Regions from separate parts of the Homo sapiens genome. Here region 1 is linked to region 2. Evidence: chromatin loops called from intact Hi-C (ENCODE). Cell type or tissue: Calu3. All regions are shown on one strand. Links, peaks and the distances in the headings refer to the core of each region. The heading gives the core; the rest is flanking DNA.

Region 1 (2,930 bases), core at 179-2,678, 130 kb after region 2:
AATTCTGCTTAGTAGGTGGTTTCCCAAAGATGATCCAATGCAATGAGTCATCCCTCTGAGCACTTACTGCACATTATTTCTTTTTACTAATCCTCGGTGCTTTTGGTTGCATGTTTTTTAACCTTTAGAGCCCTCCTGGGAGGTTCAGAGTCTTCTCACTATGAATATAAAACAGACTCTACTACATCCCCCCACATGTCCCTCTTGTCCTTTACTTCCTATACTTTTCAAATCTAAGATAATCCATCACTTAGGAGAACAGTCAGGATCATGTCCAAAGATAAAAGATCAGCAGTAAGTTTCTCCAGAGTTAGCAGCAGCTCCATCTCATTCCCAGTATAAAAATCAAAAATGTAGATGGATGTAAGTCAATGTGTAGAACCCATATCAAGAAAACTATAAAACTTGATTGAGATACATAAAAATGACTTTCCTAGATATAGAGAATATTTGATTATTAGAAAGATATTAAATATTCCATTTTCCTGAACAGGAAGATTGAATAGTTGTAAGGATATAAAAGGTTTCCAAATTAATTCATAGGTTTATGCAACTCCAGTCAGAATTCCAGTGGGATTTCCTGAAATGCATTTGGAAGAGTTAAACTGGTGAAAATAGCCAAGAATTTTTTGTTACCAAAAAAAAAAAGTTATGAAGAGAAACTCCTGCTACCAAGCACTAAAATACATTATGCAACTACAGTAATAAAAATAATGTGGTACCAGCAGAAGTGACAGACATTAATGGAACAGAATAGAGAATGAGACTTGAAACCCTAATTTAGGAAGTGATGCAATTTATCATAAATCACAAATCTGGGAGGACAGAACGGCATATGCAACAAATGAGAATAGGGTAATTGGTCAATTTCATGGGGGAAAAATGGTAACCTGATTAGATTCTCACTATTCCTCACCACAGAGCAAATGACAGATGGCTTAAAGAGTTACATATTAAAAGTGAAGCCATAAAAGAATAAAGAAACTATAGGAAGTATCTGTGACCCTAGAATGGAGATATATTTTCAAAGCATTAAGAAGTCACAAACAAAAATACTAATATATTTGATTATATAAAAATTGAAAACTTTTGTTCATCAGAAAATAAAAACACTGCCAAGTTAAAAAGCATGTGATAATCTTGGAGAAAATGAATGAATATGACAAAGGTGTAATATCCTTAATGAATAAAAGAGCTCTTAAAATTAATTGGAAAGCCACTAGCACACCCCACTGTAGCTACACTACATTCCTATCACACTGTGTACATATCACAGTGCTAAATCATTTTATACTCATAATACAGTTCAGATGACACAAGACAGTATTAGAAATTCAGATCTTATTTTCCATTCACATATTCTTTGTCCAAAGGCAGTTTAAGGAAACTAACACATTACATTATGCTATAAATACTTCAGAACAGTTTGTCCACATTGACACTTCCATTTCCTAAAATGAAACCCTCGCTGGCCCACAGAGGGAAAAAAAAAAAAAAAAGGCTAGCTTTGTTAACCAGCTTTATTTCAACAAGCACATCCACATGGTAAGAACTTCCTCTGATGAGTCATCCACAGTTGTCAAACACCAACTTTCCTTTGTTTGGCCCATGCAGAAATCAGGTCTGTGGAAGCACAGTTCAAGAGTCTGAATCATTTAATTGTGTTTTATTCATATCTGAATTTGCATCTGTCACAAACCCAATGTGTCCACCGTGAAAAATTGCATCCTTCAAATATTACTGAACAAAAAACCCTATTCAAATAGGTCTGTTCTGTCTAGATTGTCTGTGAAATTTCTGAGGAATGTTGTGGGCTCTGTTTCCTGTACCAAATTGTTGAGTTATCACACATCATTGGATTCTACCCAAAGTGTGCTGGATAGGCATATTATATTCAGACAGGATACCAGTTGTCTTTACCATTCATAAAGGAAAAAGAAAAGATTACTCCTGCTCCCTGCCATAAGATATAAACTAAGAAGTGAAAATGTGTGTACCCATAGTTTTTTTAATGTGTCCTTGATTTCTTTTCTTCACCAAGATTTGAGTTTTATTCAGTCATAGCTTTGTTATGCACTTTCTTGTCACCCTGTACTTGTTCAAAACTAAGGACTATAGTCAAGACTCAGATCCTGCCCTGGGATTGGTGCCATCTTAGCTTGTTTGGAAAAAAAAAAAAAAAAAAAAAAAGATCTTTAGAGATACCATCATATCCATTTGTATATAAAAAGAGAAAAGAATGGAAGTGATGCTGTGTAATTTATTTTCATCTATTTACTCTATTTTCCAAATTTTCCACAATGCGTATATATTTTATAATCAAGATAATCTGTTACTTTTTAAATTTTTTATTTTTAATTTTTGTGGATACATAGTAGATATATATGGGGTACATGAGATGTTTTGATATAGGTATGCAATAATTTGTTATTTTTAACAGTACCCATGATGAATCATTCAAAATATAAATTCAGTAAATAAGCTTTTTGAAAAAGTTAAACTTGCTGTTGGGCCAGTAAAATTTTATTCTGATAAAATAAATGCTAGCTTTTGTTGATTAATCACCACACTAAACTCACAATACTAGACACTGGTAGACAACATCACTGACATTCAAGGGCCAGAGCCCTTATTTATATGTTGAGCACATTATAATTTTTTAAGGAAAAAATGAGAAAATCAGTCTTTCAGTGTTTGGACTATTTTTAACCAATGATTGAATCCAATTTGAGAATATTTTTAGATCATTTGTAATGCTTTATGACTGATACTTTTGGTTCCATTTTGAGCAAAGCTTCTTTTTTTCTTTTTAAAGAAGCCACTTCAGCCAACAGACACTTCCATTTCAGAAAATGTCTAGTGATTATTTTCCCCCAAAGGCAACATGAAAACCTTCAGCCTCAGAAAGATGTCATTTTGCTGACATCCGG
Region 2 (2,930 bases), core at 242-2,741:
GAAGTACTATACTATATTTATTCATTTGGATTTTATCATTCTTACCCAGAAATTTCAGATGCCCATATATATTAAGTTGAAAAAAAGGACCATTCTACTAGAGCAATTGCCAACAATTTGCAATATTGTCATTACAAAATTTTAAATCAGTGAAAGGCATACAAAGTAGGTATCCATCAGTTATCTGAGATAGTATCTTATTCCTCATTCCTAAGCAAGGTGGAAAAAATTAAACAATCGTTTCATTGCAGTTAAGTAAGTAATTACTGGTTCTAGTAAGTAATTGTTGAATGAATATGTGGTTTCACAAAAAGTTGTATAATGAAGCCTTGCAAACCCCATAGTGCCAGTTATGAGAATCTGGTGTCTTCAGTATGTAGAATAATGTTGTAGTTACTGTCATTCTGTTCTTCCTCTTCCTCATCATCACCCTCTAGAAGCAAAATTGTCCTGAAAGATTGATTCTTACGGTAAATCAAGTGAGGAGGAGAGGTTGGCCTGAATATGGATTCATATATTTAATTAAGGACTTAGCATCTGGGCACTGTGACACTTGGAGTTTAGGGAGTAAAAGAGAATTCCTTGAATGTCAGAAATGACAAAGTGGGCTGGGCGCAGTGGTGCACACCTGTTATCCCAACACTCTAGGAGACCAAGGAGGACGCATCACTTGAGCCCAGGAATTCAACAATATGGCAAAACATGGAGAAACCCTGTCTTGACAAAAAATACAAAAATTAGCCAGGTGTTGTGGTGCATACCTATAGTCCCAGCTGCTCAGGAGACTGAGGTGGGAGGATTGCTTGGGCCTGGGAGATTCAGGTTGCAGCGAACCATGATCACACCCCTGCACAGCAGCCTGGGTGACAGAGCACAAGACCTTGCCTCAAAAAAAAAAAAAAAGACAAATAAACCTTGGCTACTACCATGTAATGGTTAGATTAATTAGGATGCCTGGAAAATGGACTAAACCCAACAGGTTTTTTTTTTAAACCCAACAGATTTTGCAAAAATGAGTAACTATCTAATAAAGGGTTGATAAAGGCTTTGTAAACACTATGCTTTGTTTCTCCAAGTGTGGTCAGTGAATCAACCACCTGGGGTGCTCACTTAAAATGACAATCCTGCCCTAACTGATTCCTCATTGTCAAACATAGTCTCAGGAGGGAGTTTCTAATAAGTACCCTCTGGTGACACCAGACACTGCAGCTTAAGACATACTCCCAACCCCCGCAGTATGTCATATGACACAAGTGGGAAATGGAAAACATCTCCCTTACATTCTGAGATGACTCAGACATCTGGAATATTTGCTTGCCTGTGCATTGGTAACCCCAGCCAATCAGTAGGTTTAGGCAATCTAAGCCCAGGTGAAGTCAGGTGTGGTGCTTTACTAACGTCATTGATATGTAGGAAATTTGTTTAAAGGCACTGAAGTTTTATTCCTTAAAATGTTCTATTGAAAAATACTTACTCATTAATAGGAGATATAAATTAAAGAGATGCTTAGGAATAGGAGAATTCCAACTAAAAATTTTTAAGCCACACAAAAATCTTTCCTTTAAAAAAGTGTTCATCACTCATTCATGATTTGACCTTTGAAAGTTGCTATTTGTTTCATATACACTAATGATTTAACAGTTCTCTAGGGTCTTAAATTAGTAAACCATTACCAGACTTGCAAGTGTAATGGGTCAGAATTCCTACTCCTGTTTTATTGGTAAGGAACCAAAACTATATTAAATTTAAATATATCATAGTCATAGGTTTTTAGTGCTGACACCAATGTGGCTAAACCTAGTACTCTGAGGCTCATATATTGAAAGCCATGAGTACTCAGAATCTAATTTTCTTCTAATTGTCATTCTAGGCCTTTAGCAAATTTAAGCTAGCAGTTTTGCTGATTTTTATATTACCAGTGTTCACTGTTGTCACTGGCCATACTTGTTAATTTTTTATTTCTTGGCCAAAACCAAAGAAAATATTTATCATTCTACTGTAGTATAGTCATACCACTTTTAGATTAGAATGTTAAACCAAATGTAGCAAAGATTGGGGACTGCAAGGCATAAAATAATGTTTAGGAACTGCAACATTAAAAGATAAGTTTACTATTAAGCAATCAGATTTAGATCAATCTGGAAATAGCTATCCTCAATTTAAGATGTTCTAGGCCGGGCGCGGTGGCTCACGCCTGTAATCCCAGCACTTTGGGAGATTGAGGTGGGTGGATCACAAGGTCAAGAGTTCAAGACCAGCTTGGCCAGTATGGTGAAACCTCGTCTCTACTAAAAATACAAAAAAAAAATTAGCTGGGCATGGTGGCACATGCCTGTAATCTCAGCTGCTTGGGAGGCCGAGGCAGGAGAATTGCTTGAATCCGGGAGGCAGAGGTTGCAGTGAGCCGAGATTGTGCCACTGCGCTACAGCCTGGGTGACAGAGCGAGATTCCATCTCAAAAAAAAAAAAAAAGGTGTTCTATGAATACGGTTAGTATGGAATAAACACTTGTTAAAATTTTAATTTCACTAATATATCATATGTTAATATTTAAGTCTGGAACTGAGAAATTCACCATTACTCATAGCTGAAGACTTGAAATGTTTGTTGAGACTAAGATGGTATAAAAGCTATGAGTGAGGGCCCTGCTTCCCTCTGCTTCCTTCCTCTACCAAAATATATTCCGGGTCGGGAGGATGGGGTTCAAGAATAGGGAAGAAATAGGTTGGTGATCACAGGAAGAGAATTGGTTGAATGAGTCACAAAAAAGAAGGAGAGATTTATTTACCATAAATAAACCAAAAAGAAAGTGCTTTTTTAAAAAGCATGTGATTATGCTGAGTGTAAGTGCCTGAAACATTACATTGCTAATTCTTGTCCCCCCCATTATGATTATTACTCTGATCATAGCAATTGATCTTGTAAACCTC

Evidence for each region. A loop is a pair of places that touch in the nucleus more often than their neighbours do. Peaks named below come from ENCODE experiments on the same cell type or tissue, not always from the same donor. Only the 100,000 strongest peaks of a DNase experiment are listed, where the experiment ranks them.
Region 1: it touches region 2 in a loop (2.8-fold over the local background); 6 of 110 quality-filtered maps call a loop at or near these places.

What each region holds. Positions count from the first base shown.
Region 1 is chr7:92,632,194-92,635,123 of GRCh38, reverse strand. The region is part of intron 5 of CDK6 (cyclin dependent kinase 6); the gene reads left to right. Among named protein-coding and RNA genes, the nearest start is that of FAM133B, 43 kb to the right of the region's middle. RefSeq lists an enhancer at 2,814-2,863. In Calu3, for the core only: no CTCF peak of the experiment used is centred there; a DNase peak (open chromatin) is centred at 1,583.
Region 2 is chr7:92,762,113-92,765,042 of GRCh38, reverse strand. All of the region lies in intron 3 of CDK6 (cyclin dependent kinase 6), which reads left to right. Among named protein-coding and RNA genes, the nearest start is that of CDK6-AS1, 73 kb to the left of the region's middle. RefSeq lists an enhancer at 304-931. In Calu3, for the core only: no CTCF peak of the experiment used is centred there; a DNase peak (open chromatin) is centred at 1,242.